Regions from separate parts of the Homo sapiens genome. Here regions 2 and 3 are each linked to region 1. Evidence: chromatin contacts called from ENCODE Hi-C or POLR2A ChIA-PET data. All regions are on one chromosome and are shown on one strand. Each heading gives the region's core, a stretch centred on a gene start or an enhancer-like site at or near the end of the contact. The rest is flanking DNA. Distances are from core to core; before and after follow the strand shown. Region 1 overlaps DELEC1 (deleted in esophageal cancer 1). Region 2 has its middle 28 kb from the start of TNFSF8. Region 3 has its middle 59 kb from the start of TNFSF8.

What was found. Hi-C counts contacts between places; a loop is a spot of excess contacts on that map. ChIA-PET counts read pairs that join two places held with the same protein, here RNA polymerase II (POLR2A). Pooled maps may share reads with other maps.
Region 2: a loop to region 1 is called in a pooled map, with 11 times the contacts of the local background. The contact joins two enhancer-like sites. A Hi-C loop is called at or near these places in 1 of 168 maps with a recorded cell type or tissue (Caco-2), 1 of 37 single-sample maps with no recorded cell type and 6 of 50 pooled maps. POLR2A ChIA-PET finds 5 or more read pairs at or near these places in 1 of 52 experiments (activated T-cell).
Region 3: a pooled map shows a loop between it and region 1 (16-fold over the local background). The contact joins two enhancer-like sites. A Hi-C loop is called at or near these places in 2 of 37 single-sample maps with no recorded cell type and 9 of 50 pooled maps. POLR2A ChIA-PET finds 5 or more read pairs at or near these places in 1 of 52 experiments (activated CD4-positive, alpha-beta T cell).

Annotation. Positions count from the first base shown.
Region 1 is chr9:115,204,201-115,209,333 of GRCh38, forward strand. All of the region lies in intron 1 of DELEC1 (deleted in esophageal cancer 1), which reads left to right. Among named protein-coding and RNA genes, the nearest start is that of DELEC1, 65 kb to the left of the region's middle. Within about 2 kb of position 3,026, at least 2 of the 41 ENCODE cell types and tissues checked have a DNase peak (open chromatin) inside an H3K27ac peak, as active enhancers do.
Region 2 is chr9:114,955,708-114,960,840 of GRCh38, forward strand. No RefSeq gene overlaps it. Among named protein-coding and RNA genes, the nearest start is that of TNFSF8, 28 kb to the left of the region's middle. Within about 2 kb of position 2,969, at least 12 of the 41 ENCODE cell types and tissues checked have a DNase peak (open chromatin) inside an H3K27ac peak, as active enhancers do.
Region 3 is chr9:114,987,016-114,992,148 of GRCh38, forward strand. No RefSeq gene overlaps it. Among named protein-coding and RNA genes, the nearest start is that of TNFSF8, 59 kb to the left of the region's middle. Within about 2 kb of position 2,921, at least 2 of the 41 ENCODE cell types and tissues checked have a DNase peak (open chromatin) inside an H3K27ac peak, as active enhancers do.

The sequences.
Region 1 (5,133 bases), core at 1,776-4,275:
ATGTGGTTTCAAAGTTGAGCATGACATTATTCTATTAAGAAAACAGTGTAGTGGTGGAGTTGGAAATACAAACAAACCCCTCATTTATGTTGAAGCAATTGTTAAATGGATGATTGATCAGGTATAATTGGAATAGAGTAAAAGGAGTGCATCAGTTTGTCTAAAGGGTAAGAGATGGTTTGTCAGAAGAGGTGACACTTTTCTATCAAATAGGTGAGGATGGAATTCAAAGCAGAAGTTGACAGTCTGTTTAGAGAAGTGAAAACAGAACAAATTATGGAATTGTGGAATACTTAGGGAAATACAGGTCATTAGGTATTGTTAATTTGTTAAAATATAAGCAGGGAAGCTAAAAAGATGATATTAAATATACAGGTTACAAGGACCTTATAGGTTTTACTAAGGGAGTTAGAATTGTTCTCTGAGGGCAATTGGAAACCATGGATTGGTTTTAAACAAAAAACGCATGATGGACGTATTGTTTAGGATTGGATTTGATTGTTAGTAATGTGAAACTCTAAATTAATACTGGCCTAAAAACAGTAGGAGTTTGTTTTTCATCTAAAAGTCTGGCGTTACATAGTCGAGGATTAATATGATGGCTGTTTAGGAATTCAATATTTTTTCAACCATCCCCGTATGTGACCTTCAGACTCACATTCTAAACCTATAATCAGGGCAACAAGGTGGAAACAATGGTAAATAAGAAGAGAGTTACACAGAGGTACCAGTGTTCTTTTAAGGAAGGTCCTCAGAAGCTTGCACAAGACACTTCTGCTTTTATCTTATACATCAGAACTTAGTTACATGTCTACACTCAGCTGCATTAAAGGTTGGGAAATACAGTCTTTGCTCTGGATGGTCAAGAGCCCATATAAAAAATCAGGCTTTGTGGTTTTCTGCTAGAACTGAAGGATGGATATTGAGGCAAGTTATCAGTAAGTATTTTCATATTAAAGAGATCACTTTAATAACTCTGTGGAAGATGGACAAAGATATAGGGAAGACACTGAAGATATGAGACTGAGGCTGGTGATAACCATGAGGCTGGGGAATGCTTTCCCTTTCAAATGACCTAGGCTTTGCCCAATTAAGGAAATTACTGTCTTAGAGTTACTTCTTTTCTATTGAGTCAGAGGTAGATATATGTCTCCTTCAGCAAATGAGTCATACCCAAGGTTGGGTAAACTTGTTTAGATATGCAGAGTGAACCACGATATGAACCTGGTTTGGACTGTATCCTTCACAGACTTAAAACTCTGCTCATCATTCTTGTGTCCTCAAATAGCCAGATCAGATTTTTTATTCTGATTTTCTATAGAGCTAAGATAGGTAAGAGGAAGTTTCTATCCATTTCATTCTGGTTAGCTGAGTTAACATGTTTTGTCTGTTAAATATTCATGGAATTAGGATAAGAACATGAGTTTTAGAACCAAGAAAAATGGGAATGAAAAACTCAGCTCTGGTACTAATCCCAGGTTGTCTGGTTTGTGAGTTAGTCCTGATCATCACCACACCATATGGCATCCTCTGGCTCTTGGTTTACTTTTCCCTCTTCCTTAAGCTGTTCATTTTCAAGTAACATGGGGAAAGTCACACCAGTCTTACTGAGTATCCCTAAAAAATGGAGGCAGAAGAATGGACTTGATGATAGAAAAATTTATTCTTGGGCACTAAGCGTGCTCAGCTGGCTATGTCTACCTCCATACCTCCCCTTTAATATTTTTCTCCTGGCCCAACAAGTATGTCCAGGGCCCTATAAAGGAAATAATCCAGCATATGTCTAATGTTGGCTCACCCAGTCCTCATCAGCTTTGAGCCATCTCACTTTGCTTCTAATATTCCTAAAGCCCCTCTTCTTCAGAGTCCCTACTCCTCTATTTTACTCAGTTTCTCTTGATTCTATATCATGGCTTCATTCTTCTCTACAGTGTTTCTAGGAATACGAAAGAGTAGGGATGTTGTCTGAAAACTCCAAGGTTGAGATATAACATACTGTTTAATAACAGAGATGCTGAAATCAAACTGGTATGAATTTACATCTTTCCCTTACTACTATTAATTCTGGACCTTAAGTAAGTTGTGTACCTTTTTCAAGTTTCCTCATCTGTAAGAAGGAGGACAATAATAATTCCTATCTTGTATGTTATTGTCAGAATTTAATGAGTTAACAAATATATGTAATATATATGTTTTATATATATATACACATTTTGGTTTAGTGTTTGGCATATAGTTAAGTACAAAATAAATATTAGCTATTGATATTAATTTTGGGGTTGGAGGTCAAGAAATAAGGCTGGAAAGTTGGGAGGCTCCATTGTGAAGAGTGACTTAATGATTAAGAAGCTGGATTTTGGGCAAGAAAAAAGAGGGGCTTTGGACAGGAGAGTGCATTCATTTTCTATTGCTGCCGCACAACATGAAACTTAGTGGTCTGAAACAACACAGACTCACAGTTCTGGAGATCAGATGTGTAACATGGTAGGCAGATTGCATTCCTCTGGTTTTGGGGAAGCCGTACCTTTCTCAGCTTCTAGAGGTTCTCCATATTCCCTGGCTGGTGGCCAAGCATATTCCGAATTCTGCTTCCGTTGCCACATCTTCGTGTCTGCCTGACTCTACTGTGTCTCTCTCACAAGAACTTTTGTCCCAGATAGTCCAGGACTATCTCCCCATCTCAAGATCCTTAATTTAATTACATTGGCAAAGTCCCTTTTGCCATGTAAAGTAACAAATTTGCAAGTTCTGGGGATTAGAATTTGGGCTTTGATGGAGGACATTTCAGCCTACCACAGAAAGTAACATGGCTGTCTGGGGATTTTCCAGGATAGCTTGTGAGATTAGAGTTAGGAAGGCCAGTTAAGATGCTGTTGTGAGAATGTGAGAATGCTGTTGTGAGAATGTTGTGGGGAATGTGAATGTAAGCATTAGGGGCAATCAGGACACTGGGGAGGAATGGCTGCTGAAGAACTAAAATCACCAAGACTTGGCTAATGAGATTAGGAGAAGGGCTTCTTTCTAGATTTCTAGCTGCAGGGACTTTCAGCTAGGGGATGGTGGTGTCAGCAGGAGCTGGCAAATACCAGGGGAGGTGACCGACACATTGACTAAGGCTTTCTGAGAAATCTTGCTTCCTGTAGCCTGCAGCCATTCGTTATAAAACACAGAGAGCAGTCTGGCCCAGAACAGAGTTTCCCACATTTCACTCATTCTTAACAACTTTTTCCAAACCTGTCTTTTTAATGTTTCAATTTCTGAATATTTTTCTTTAAATAGACTCCAGTAAAAGTAGCTTCATCCTAAACAATTAGTTTCACAAAACCACAACTCTGATATGCCTGGATATTTGGATGCACATACTATTCATACATACTCATTAAAATGGAAATGTATTTTTCCATGCACCAGCTAAAATTATTTCTCAAACCATCAGTGCTAAGCAAACCACATATATGCAAATGTCGGGGAAATGACAAAAACACAGACTGAGAGATTCAAACCTAGACTTGAGTGTATCACTTGAGTCCCTGGACTTTTATTTCCTCATATGTGAAATAAAGATAATGTCTAACTTATAATAACTTAGTTAGATAATTAGTGTATGGAAAATGCAAGGTGCCATATCTTATAACAGGAACCCAGCCTATTATATGCATTTATATTGTTGAATCTTGTGATGTTTTTTCCTTATATATTAAATAAGTCAGTCTTTTCATAAGACCTGTCAGTTAATTTTGATAAACACACTAGGGAATTCATCGTCTTTGCAGTCTAGGTGGCAAAGCAATTTTACTTACTGTTTTTTATTACCTCATGAGTCTTCTTTACTTCCAGGGTACTTCTTTACTTCCAGAGGAGGTATGGAGGTATGGAGGTAGACATAGCCAGCTGAGCACACTTAGTGACCAAGAATAAATTCTTCTATCGTCAAGTCCATTCTCCTGCCTCCACTTTTTAGGGATACTCAATAAGACTGATGTGACTTTCCCCATGTTACTTGAAAATGAACAGTTTAAGGAAGAGGGAAAAGTAAACCAAGAGCCAGAGGATCAAGTGACCACGAGGGGCTTAGGGAAGGCATTCATTCCTGTTGACTGTGCTAGGAGAACCCTGGGTCAGGAGATGCTGGACTCCTGGGGTAGAAAACCTAGTTCTTTTCAAAGATTTAAAGTAAAGTTTTGAGGTGGAAAGCCCTACTGTTTTCTGGACTATATTAGAATCATTCCTCTCCTCATGGCTGTGGATCATATTGCTTATAAAATACCAGCCTCGTGACCCATTTGAGAACATCACTGAAGGTCCACAAGATAGGAACAAATGGGTTTTAAAAAACACCCCAGGGTCTCTCCCTACTGAATCCCTACCCAGTCTAACAGAATTAGACTCAAAGCAGCATTTGCAGAAGATAGCCCTCTTTGCATGAGCTTTCCAATGATACATCTGGTTTTCCTTTTGAAAAAGGCCCTCAAACCTCATAAAACTGAAGTCCTTTGATTCAAACCACAAATTCCTTATAGCTAACCTCAGCAAAACTCCTTACACACTCTGAGTACTTAGTCCCTGTAACCCTTATTCCTCTTTTCTCTTCCATCTTCATTAAGTTAGTGGGAGCCAAGCTTACAAGGATAAATCTGATTGTTTTGTTCAATTCACTTCATATTAATAAAAATTATGGGTCATTTTTCTGCCTTAGACCTTTGCTTTAGAATAGCTACTATTTATTAAACTCTAACTATGGCCAAGTACATTACATAGCATCCCACTTAAACTTACAACAGGCTTACAAAGTAGGTGGTATTTTTCCAGTCTTTCCAATGAGGAAAGAGAAACAAGCAAACAAACAAAAGTTATTGTTTCATTGTCTTCCTGCTGCTAGATGATAGATCTAGTAATTCAAATCCAGTCGGTATAACTCCAAAGCCCTCACTTCTCAAGTTTGTCTCTCTATATAACAGATTCCTAAGAGTTAATTTTCAAATACGATTTGATATTTTAACAATTCCTCATTTGCCTCAGGCAATTGTTATCCTGATTATTGACTTCATGGTGATGACAATTATTGCTACTATGAATAACAGCTCTTATCCTCTAAGTGTTATACTGTGCATTTTATATACCTTGAATACAATA
Region 2 (5,133 bases), core at 1,719-4,218, 250 kb before region 1:
TCTGATTCCTGTTTGTATATGATCTTGATCTTCTTCTCTCCTTGCCCTCAACCCTTTGTCTGAGAGGTTTTAGGAACATGTCTTTATCCCTGGAGTTCTGAAATGCATGATCATGTACCCTGGCGTGATCATTTTCAATCTCATGTCTCACTTGTGTCCCAGTCTGTGTCTGATGTACGTGAGTCTGGAATTTCTTCAAAAGATTTCTCCAGATGCTAGCTTTCCTATCTTCTGTCTGTGGGGTTGCCATCAGGCTCTGTGGGGCCAAGGGAGGGAATCTACCAATTTAACTCTTCCTGCATTCAAATGTGCGGCCTCATATCTTGCTCCTTGCCTCTGTGGGCATCAGGTCTCTAAGAGCCACACTTTGCAGGTATGTGTAGGGTTCATGAGAATGATTATGTTCAACATTCTCCTCTCCAGGCTTGTTAAGTTGAAGTTTTCTCAACTTTTCAACAAAGTTGATTATTACTCATGTATCTATTCCCTGTCTTTCAAAATTTGATTAAAATTTGTTGTTCATTTATACCTTAAAATAATTTTTGGTTCATTTTATTGGGAGAAGAAAAAGATATAACTGCTTATGACCTATCTGTTGTGTTTAACCAAAGTTCACAATTTGTCTCTATGTATGTGTTTTTTCTTTTTTTTGAAATGAAGTCTCACTCTGTCACCCTGGCTGGAGTGCGGTAGTGCAATCTTGGCTCACTGCAACATCCAGTTCCCAGGTTCAAGCAGTTCTCATGCCTTAACCTCCCAAGTAGCTGAGACTACAGGCACCCACCACCACACCTGAATAATTTTTGTATTTTTAGTAGAAACGGGACTTTGCCATGTTGGCCAGGCTGTCTCGAACTCCTAACCTCAAGTAATCTGGCCTGCCTTGGCCTCCCAGAATGCTGGGATTACAGGCATGAGCAACCACACCCAGCCTATGTATGTGTTTAGTGGTCTAAAGCCTGTCTGCTTTCCTGCTAGGAAGAGGCTGTGTCTGTTTATTCACCCACTGTATCCATCACACCTGGCTCCAAGTGGGTATTCTACACATATTTGACAAATGAGGGACTACATATTGAGTGAAATGGTTTGAGGAAGAGGCCTCAGGTGGGAGCCCAAGGAGACGATGCTGGGAGACACTGATCCTGTTTTATGAAGAGCCTTGAGTACTCAGGGCAAGGAGAGTGAATTTTTTCCTGGTTGGGAGCTTGTTAGTATTTTTTCAGTGGTGGGAGAGGTGGTGATGGTAGGGTATTTTGATCAAAGCAATTTCAGAAATAACTTTTCTGGTTGTGGTATGAAGGCTAGTTTGAAAAGGGTACACATGTAGGAAATAAGATGCTATGAACCGACGAGAGCTTTTGAGAAAGGAAGAGTGGGACTGCAGAAAGTTTAGAGAAGAAAAATCAATAGGACTTTGGTTCTGATTTAATATAGGAGGTTAAAGGTGATTCTCAAAAACGCTTCCATCCAGGCATGGTGGCTGACACCTGTACTCCCAGCTCTTTGGGAGGCCAAGGTGGGCAGATTGCCTGAGCCCAGGAGTTAGAGACCAGCCTGGGCAACATGGTGAAATCCTATCTCTACAAAAAATACTGGTTAAGGACATGGTGGCAGGTGCCTGCAGTCCCAGCTACTTGGGAGGCTGAGGTGGCAAAGTCACTTGAGCCTGGGGAGGTGGAGGCTGCAGTGAGCAGTGATCACACCACTGCACTCCAGCCTGGACAGCAGAGTGAAACCCCATCTCAAAAGCAAAATAGAACAAAACATGATGGTTGTCTTAGCAGAAAGAAAGAATATGAAAGATTTTGGGGGGATGGGGAAGAATAGATAATGGTTTTCATTTGTCATACTTGAGGCAATAAAGGAACGTCCAAGTGGAAATGTTTAGCAGGCAGTTGGCTATATTAGAGGTGGGAAATGAAAACAGGTTAGAGAGTTGTTCTCGCAGAGTAATTCAAGAAGAGAATGACATGAAGAAAGATGATTACTTGCTTAAGGTCATAAAACTGATAATTGGCAGGGCCCACACTGGAAGTCAGATCTGGCTAAACTCATGCCTCATGTTCAACCACAATAGTGTTCTGACTCTACAACTTTGTTGAGATGCAGCCAGAAGAACAGAGACTTAGCACTGGCCTTGGGGAATACTCACATTTAACAAGGCAAATGACTTCTTAAGAATGAAGGTGCAAAATGCAATCGAAAGCTAATGAGGTATGAGGGGAGAATACTGATGCTCCAAGAATGCCCTAAAATCTGGACAGGAGGGTAGGAACTGGTACCTTGGGCCAGGCAGCTTGGCTAGGCCCATTTGGCTTTAGCGAGGGCTGAAGTCTCCCACAGGCGCCTCCTGCTTTCACTCTGAGGACTTCTCCAAGACCATCAGTTGCACTTTCTTTTCATACACTTTCCATTCTGCCCACTGCTATGGTTCAAGCCAGAGAAAACTGTGGCCAAGTAGCAATTCTGAGAACATAAGCACGGCTGACATCCTGCCTGGTTTCTTCCACTCTTGCTCAGCCCAGAGCAGCCTGAGAGAATTTTGGTGAAGTGGTGTTTGGGGATTTTCAGAAGTGCCCTTGCAGGGAAGGGCTCCTGGGCTCTTCTCTGCCCTAGACCCCCTCCCTGTCGCATGCCTTCGGGTTCATGGCATGGGCTGGGGGAGGAAGAGGAAGCAGATGCCATGAGAGTGGGGGCGTGGGCATGTAGGTTGTGAAACAATATGAGAAACCTCCAGAGCCAGCAAAGAAAGTTTTATTTTTGGAATTTGGAATTCAAAGTTTTTCACACTCAACATTTCTGTGACTAGCAGGTGAGATAAAAATCTATGTCATTCCACTGGTTTTCACCTTTGTTTTAAATTATCTGATTTTAAACAGAAATTATTATCAGTCTGATATTGTTTCCTTTTCTAAAATGTGGTTTAATTTCGTAAAGAGCCGAGTAGGACGGCAGAGCTGAATCATAGGAAATGTCAGCATGCAAGCTCTACACCCATGATTACAAAACGGTGTTCTAGTAACCTTGGTGCTCTCCTTGAAAAAGCGTTCCTTAATCCTAGGTTTTTGTTTTCAACTAGGCAAATTTTCTCTTTGTTTGTTCTACCATATGATGTCTTTAATTTCATGCGAGAGAACTAATCATGGATCCTGAGTTTGAATCCTACTTTCTCCTCTTCCTTCCTGGGTAACAGTGGGACAGTTACATAACCTCTGAGCCTTAGTTGTCTCCCTATAAATGCAAATAAGAAGATGGACGACACACACACACACACACACACACACACACACACAGACACACACACACAACTGGCACTTAGTAGGTGCTGAAATCTTCTTACTTCCTATCATTGAACAAGATTGGATAATTTTTTTTTTCTTTTGGCGGTCACTGACTCACCAAAGAAAAAAGAAAAAATATCAATTTACTGTATGTTGTTAAATCAGGAGAGACAATTGTGGGTGTTTGTGTTTTGGATCTTATTTTTAGACATTACAAAAATGTTCCATGCACTGGATTTTGAAATTAAGAATGAGGAAACATTATTTATATCTGAATCATAAATTACAACAAACGAAAATATTACACGTATGATTTCAGTTCTATATTACAGGTATTTAAAGGGAAGGGAGAGAGGGAAAAGGAAGGGAAGGAAAAAAGGGGAGGTAGCAAACATACAAAATTGGCAGAGATATGAAAGACATGGCAAAGGTAAGAGACAGTGGATGTAGGTGCCATTGTTTGCAGATAAATATTTTTGGTTTTCCCCTAATTAATACTTGATCTATGGGTGCTAGAGTTATGTATTTGCTGCTGTAACTTCTCTTTGAAACCCATCTATTCATCCATTCATTTATCTGCCCCCCTTTCATTACTGTTTGATTTAATAAACAACTACTCAATATATCCTTTGTGTTTGGCCCTTTCCTAGGTGCTAGCAAGGCAAGAAATCAAGCCAACCTTGCTTTCCCAGAGCTCATAGTCTTGCAGGAGAGACAGACAAGTAAACAAATAGCAGCAGAGAATAATAAGTGACTGACTTGGATTTGGGGTGGTGGAAAGTCTTCATAGAGGAGGCAATTCTATGCTAAGACAGTGTGGTGGGTAGTTAAGAGCACGGATGTTACAGGCAGATAGATATGGGTTTAATCCTGATTTACTAGTTGTGTGGCCTTGGTCAAGCTGTTTAACCTGAGTCCTCACTTCGTATTTAAAAGGAGGATAAAACACAGAAACATAAAGTTTAGGCAAATTGTGAATAATACACATAAAAGCTTTGTATGTTGCTAGGCACATGATAGACCCTAAAATTGAAACCATGATTTTCATTTCAAGGTACGGGATCTTTAGTTTATTAGAGTCTTAGAGGCACTCTGGGAAAGTTGGATGGGGTTGAGAGAACGTGTCTCTGTGGAAAAAAATGGGTTATGTACTATTACTGACTTTTCAACATTTCTGTTGAAACTTTTTGAAAACTTTTCTGAATCACAGTAGCTTAAGTATCAATGTTGAAACTTTGCTTTGGGGTGCATTCCCCTCTGTATTTCCTAAGGTTGGAAGAAATCAAACCAAGGGTGGGCGATTGACTATCTTTATCGTAGATTACCTCTTGGTTAAAAGACCCTAAAGCATTAACTCCTGAGATTAACTCTAAAGCATTAACTTCCAAAGCTCTTTGGAAGGCCATCAGCAACACCTGCAGTGCAAAGCTGTTGTCAAGCCTGTAATTATGAGTAGCACCAAGGGTACCAAATGGTGACGATATTCTAGATCTGGTTTCACTCTCTTAGCACAGACACTCATATACAGGATGTAGAGAAAGCAAGTAAAACCCTAAGATTAAAATAGAAATGGAAAGTAATCATTTTTTAACAAAGACCACTCTGAAGTTAGCTGTTTCTTCCACAGGAATAACATTAATCACTAGGGGATAGAAGTGTAATTCATATCAACTCATTGGCTCTCCAGTTTATAGTTGTTTCTTCTCATGTAATGGCCCCTGTAACGCAGTGGCCAGATTTCCTCGTTGTCCTTGTGCCCATGGCCACAGTTGATTCTAAGGCAGTTGTTCTCAAACAGGAGTGTGCATCAGAATCTCCTTGTTACAATAGAGTTCTGGATCCCATCACCAGT
Region 3 (5,133 bases), core at 1,671-4,170, 220 kb before region 1:
ATAATACATGATTCTGTCTTGGGCTCCTTTTGCCCCACTGCAAGCATCACCTACATTTATGTAACTCGAGGAGCCCACAGAAGTGTTTTTTTTCTAGGTGATGTCTTTTTTTTTATATGTATATATCTAAATAGAAGAATGGCTAACTTAAATTTTAAATTTATCTCAACAGATAACCTGTTTGATGTCTTGACAGGCACCCTACTATGAATATATTATATGTCATCATGGGGAAAAAAAAAAAGGTTGGGGTTTGAAGCCAGAGCAACTTGGACTTTGAAGTCTGGGTTGTAGTCATCACTTGTGACCAGGCCATTGTTCTCTCAGACAAGGATGTGTCTCTCCTTGCCTCCTGTTTCACCTTCACTTACCTAACCTCCACACTGCAGCCAGAGTGATTTGTCTAAATCATCCCTCTGTGTAACAGGCTTTAAAGTATTCCCCTTTTGTATATTCCAAGTTTTCTGGATTTGTCACCGGTGAGCAGTGACTATCTGGGCTGGTGGCATGGGGGTAAAAGAATTTACCAAGACAGCTGTAGATGAAGAAAGGCAGATTTATTAAAGAAAATATGAAAATAAGTTGCGAGTTTGCAACAGGCAGCTGGTAAGAGAGGAGCCGACTGCAAGAAAACAAAGGCTTGCTGGGGATTTTATAAAATGGTGTTCATGCTGTATGCTGAGGAGGGCTTTGTGCAGTGCTGATAACGCCAAGGTTGCAGTGAGCTAACTTGCAGGTGTCTGGTGATAAGTTAGGTGCAGGAGGGCTATATGTGCTGGACCATGGAGAGAGGTGGACTTATAGCTGATCTGCTTTCTTCTTTTTTCTTTCCCCTGGTCCCACCAGCCTGACTTCCTTTCCCTAATTAGGACTCCACAGTATTGACCATGCATTTCTTTTACATTTATAAAAAGGCTAAGCATGAGAATGGATAAGTAAAATGTGAGGGTACACCTTACAGCAGTTAAGATGAATGAAGTATGTCTTTATATGCAGTAGTGAAGGTACATCTCCAAATCATTGCAAGGACTGAGAAGAGCATGTTGCAGGTGGGTTACTAATATTCAATATATGTTCAGTTTTGGGCATACAAAAGAGTAAAATAAGACTCCAGGTTTAAAAGGTCCAGTAGATAGTATTCCCTTTACTTGCCAGAGTTCAAAACCATCTCACTCCGGGGTCCTCTGGTCTAACTCTCTGTGTACTCTCTTAAAGGGCCCTTAATGTGGATTGAGGTGAAAAAAGGGCATCCCCTCCTATGATGGGATGAGGATGAGGAAAAGCAGAGCACCCCAGAAAATTCTTTCTTTTAAAAGAGAAAGCCAGGCTGGATGTGCTGGCTCACGCCTGTAATCCCGGCACTTTGGGAAGCTGAGGCGGGTGGGTCACTTGAGGTCAGGAGTTCAAGACCAGCCTGGCCAACATGGCAAAACCCTGTCTCTACTAAAAATACAAAAATTAGCCGGTACAGGTGGTGCAGGCACCTGTAGTCCCAGCTCCTCCGAGTCTGAGGCAAGGGAATCACTTGAACCCGGGAGGTGGAGGTTGCAGTGAGCCGAGATCACGCCACTGCACTCCAGACTGGGCAACAGAGGGAGACTCCGTCTCAAATAAATAAATAAATAAAGCCAAACATACATAGGCACGATGGTAGACTTAGTTGTCATCCATTTTGCCATGTGCTTGTCACTGTGTCTCAGGTCTCTTGTCTCTTTATTCTCTGGAAGAATTAATTGTAAGCCATTTCATAAAGCTTTTAGATGGGTGATGGGGTTATGTTGACCACTCATCCTCATGTCTACCACAGGATTTCTGTGCTTCAGAATATCCAGTATTTGATAGGTACTGCTTTGTAAGTGGTCTTTAGGGTTTTTTTTGGCACAAACTCCCAGGTGGTAGGAGATGTGAACATGGTTTTACACTTCATTAAGCCCCCAGGTAGGCAATGATCAGGCCCCACTATCATTCATCCAGAGCATGGGTCTCTGGTGCTTAGCCCTGCACTGGGCACTAAGACATTCACAAAGCCAGGCTTCCGGCTTTGGGGTTTTCATCAATGGTTTAAATTACCTTCCTAGTCAGCTCTCTGCAACTGTCCCTTATGAAAAAGCTAAGCCTCAGTCACAGGGTGACTCACCAGGATTACACCACGTATTTCCCCACTTTGAGGCCTTTGCTACCTATGTCCCTCTGCTTGTGGTGACCTTTCTTCCACCAATGAACACATACTCACCCCGAAGGCCAGAACGCCTTTGCTGATTCCCATTGCACCTCTCCCATCTTGACCATCAAATCCTTCCTCTGTGCACTGCTAACCCTTCTCCAAGGTTGCCAGGTATTGGATGTTGCTGGGCGCATGTCTGACTCTCCCAGTAGACTGGGAGTTCAGTGAGGGCAGAGGCCTTGGCTTTTTTCATTTACGTATTTTCTGAGATGCAGTGACTATCACATGCTGGAAGGGATGACACTTGAGTCCGCCATTGTGCCATGAGCATACTTGGCTCTTGGTACCTATAATTGCCGTTCCCCTGCTCCTTCTTGGGGTCCTCTCTTATCAAAGAGAGCTCAATTCATTTCTGGATCCTAGAGGGTTCTCAGGAAGAGTGACTATGTAGATGTGGTGGAAAGAGAACCAGCTAAAGAGGCCTGGGTTTGCCTCTCTCCTCTCTCAGCTTCCTGGGCATGAGCAAGCCACTTTTCCCTCTCTGGGCCTCAGTCTCTGCCTCTCAGTGGGGACTGCCACTCCCAGCTCTGAACATGTAAGAATCAGTTGCTGTTTACTGTGCTTCTTTCAAGTCAACCTCCCCTGTCTTTCTGTCTCTGTCTCTCTCTTTCCCCTCTGTCCTTCCTCTTAGGTGCATCATAAACCAAGAGTTTACAGTAAAAGCACAGGAAGAGCTGAGTGATGTGTTCTCTTCAGGAAAGTACCTGGTCCCCCAGGGAGCTGGGGGCGCCTCCAGAGCCCCTGCCTCCCGAGCTGTGGCTCCTGAGGACTTTCAGTGTAGACCTGGCAACCCAACCTTAGCCTTTGATGTGGCTCTGACAGTGCTCAATGCACAAGCAGCTCAAATTCAGAACCGTGGAAAGGCTTGTTGCTTTCTGTCACTGACCCTGGAGACTGATCAGAGGTTAGGGTGATGGGGGGACAGCCTGGGGGTCTCTCAGGGGAGTGGCACAGAGCATGAATCTTGATAATCACACACACATGATCCCCAGACTTCAGGTAGGACCAGCTTCTTCTTTCACTCAATCTCTCCTAAAGAGGAAACCAGACCTGCCCTTGTAATCTTTGTGCATCCTGAGAAGCCATGCGATGCCCAGAGGAAGTCCCTGAAGGGCCATCATATTGAACAATCAGCCCTTGAATCTTCAAGGGTGTCTGTGTTCTTATAAAAAACTGAGAAATCCTAAATTTGTTTGTTCACATCTTGTTTTTCTTGGTAGAAATGATGGAGGATTCTGAAGATGTGGTTTCAACTCATGGCTTTCATTCATTCATTCATTCATTTTCTTGGCAAACATTGGAGGACCTATGTTATGCAAGGCACTGTGCTGGGCATCAGGAATACAAAGGCTTTATATAGGTAGGTTGGTAGATAGACAGGGATAGATAGATAGATCAGTGGAGACGGAGATATGGATCTAGTTTTAGATCTATATCTATATCTTGCAAGGCTTAGAGTCTGGTAGTAGATGCAGGCATCATACAAATAGTGACACAAATAACTGTGGTAACTTGCCAGAGGGAAAATGATGGTGAGCCATGAACCTATAAAATGAAGGAATCCTGATTTATCCTGGGAATTAGGCAAGGTTTCCTGCATAGGGCCATTTGAGCTGAGTATCAATGGAAGGAGACCCCCAAACCTCCTGCTACCAACACTCATCAAACTAATTGTAATGTGGGTCCTGGAATTAGGCTGCTTGAGTTTCAGTGTCTCTACTAAAAAGTAAATAATTTTACAAAGTCATTGAGGACTTAGTCTCCCTCCTTTTACAAAGTCATCCAACCCCAACCCTAGAGTATATCCTTCAGCCTCAGGTCATAAGATGGGTGCTGCTCCTCCAGCCATCACAATTATTTTCCGGTGCAAAGAAGGGCAGGACCAAAAGCCAGAGGGGACATTTCGTTTCAGAGAAGTTAACCATGACCTCTACTCATTGAATATTACCTACAACTCACCGGGCAGAACTGGATCTTACAACTACTTCTATTTTCAAGGATGTTGGCGTGTGCACGTGCATGTTTTGTGTGCGTGTGTGTGTGTGTGTGTGTGCAGGGTTGGTAGGAGGAATTTTAAATCGAGTATTTTGCCTTTTTGAACCAAATCAGAGGAGACTGGGTGGAAACCAGCTCTGTCTGCCAAGGCTCTAGTTGACATTTATTTCCTTCATTTCCTTTTCATCACCTTTATCTTTTTCCTGCTCTTGGCAACACCGACTGAAATTACTTTTGGGAAATGAACGTGCTCCCAGATGGAAATTCCTGATGGTTTACCTTCTCAAACCCAAAGAATGAACCTTCAGGATTTTGAATCCTAAGCAGAAGAGACAAAGCTAGCAAAACAGTGGGAGTACATTCATTTCAAGGAATGGTCAGAATTATGCCTTCATTTTCTGCTTCTTAGAACCCTGGAACTGCTTGATTCCTGTTCTTTTCAGACGCAGACTCTGTGTTTTTTGTTTGTTTGTTTGTTTTTTTGTTTTTGTTTTTTTGGTTTTTTTTTTTTTGAGCTTTCTTTCAGATCCAAGGAGCTGAAGCCTCTGCTCCCTCTTCCTAGATGCCTCCAGTCAGAAGTACCTTCTTTACCCCTGAGCACCCAGCTCTTCACTCAAAGCTCAACCTGGTGCTCAGGTCGGTTGGCTTTTCCCTTTTCCGTGGTCGCCTATGAGTCTGTCCCCCCGTCCCACCCCCATCTAGTAGACTGTAAGATCCTTGAAAGCAGAGGCTGGGTCTAATTCATTTTAAAGTCTCTAGCAACTAGTATGGTGATTAGCACATGTGGTTTCTAAATACATGTTTATTGTTGTTGGTTTTGGCAGGCCCAGCAGGGTGCTGGCACTATTATAAGACAGAAAAGCAGAAGCGGGTCTTGGCCGTGGAGGGGCTCCTGACCATGTCTCTAGACCTCT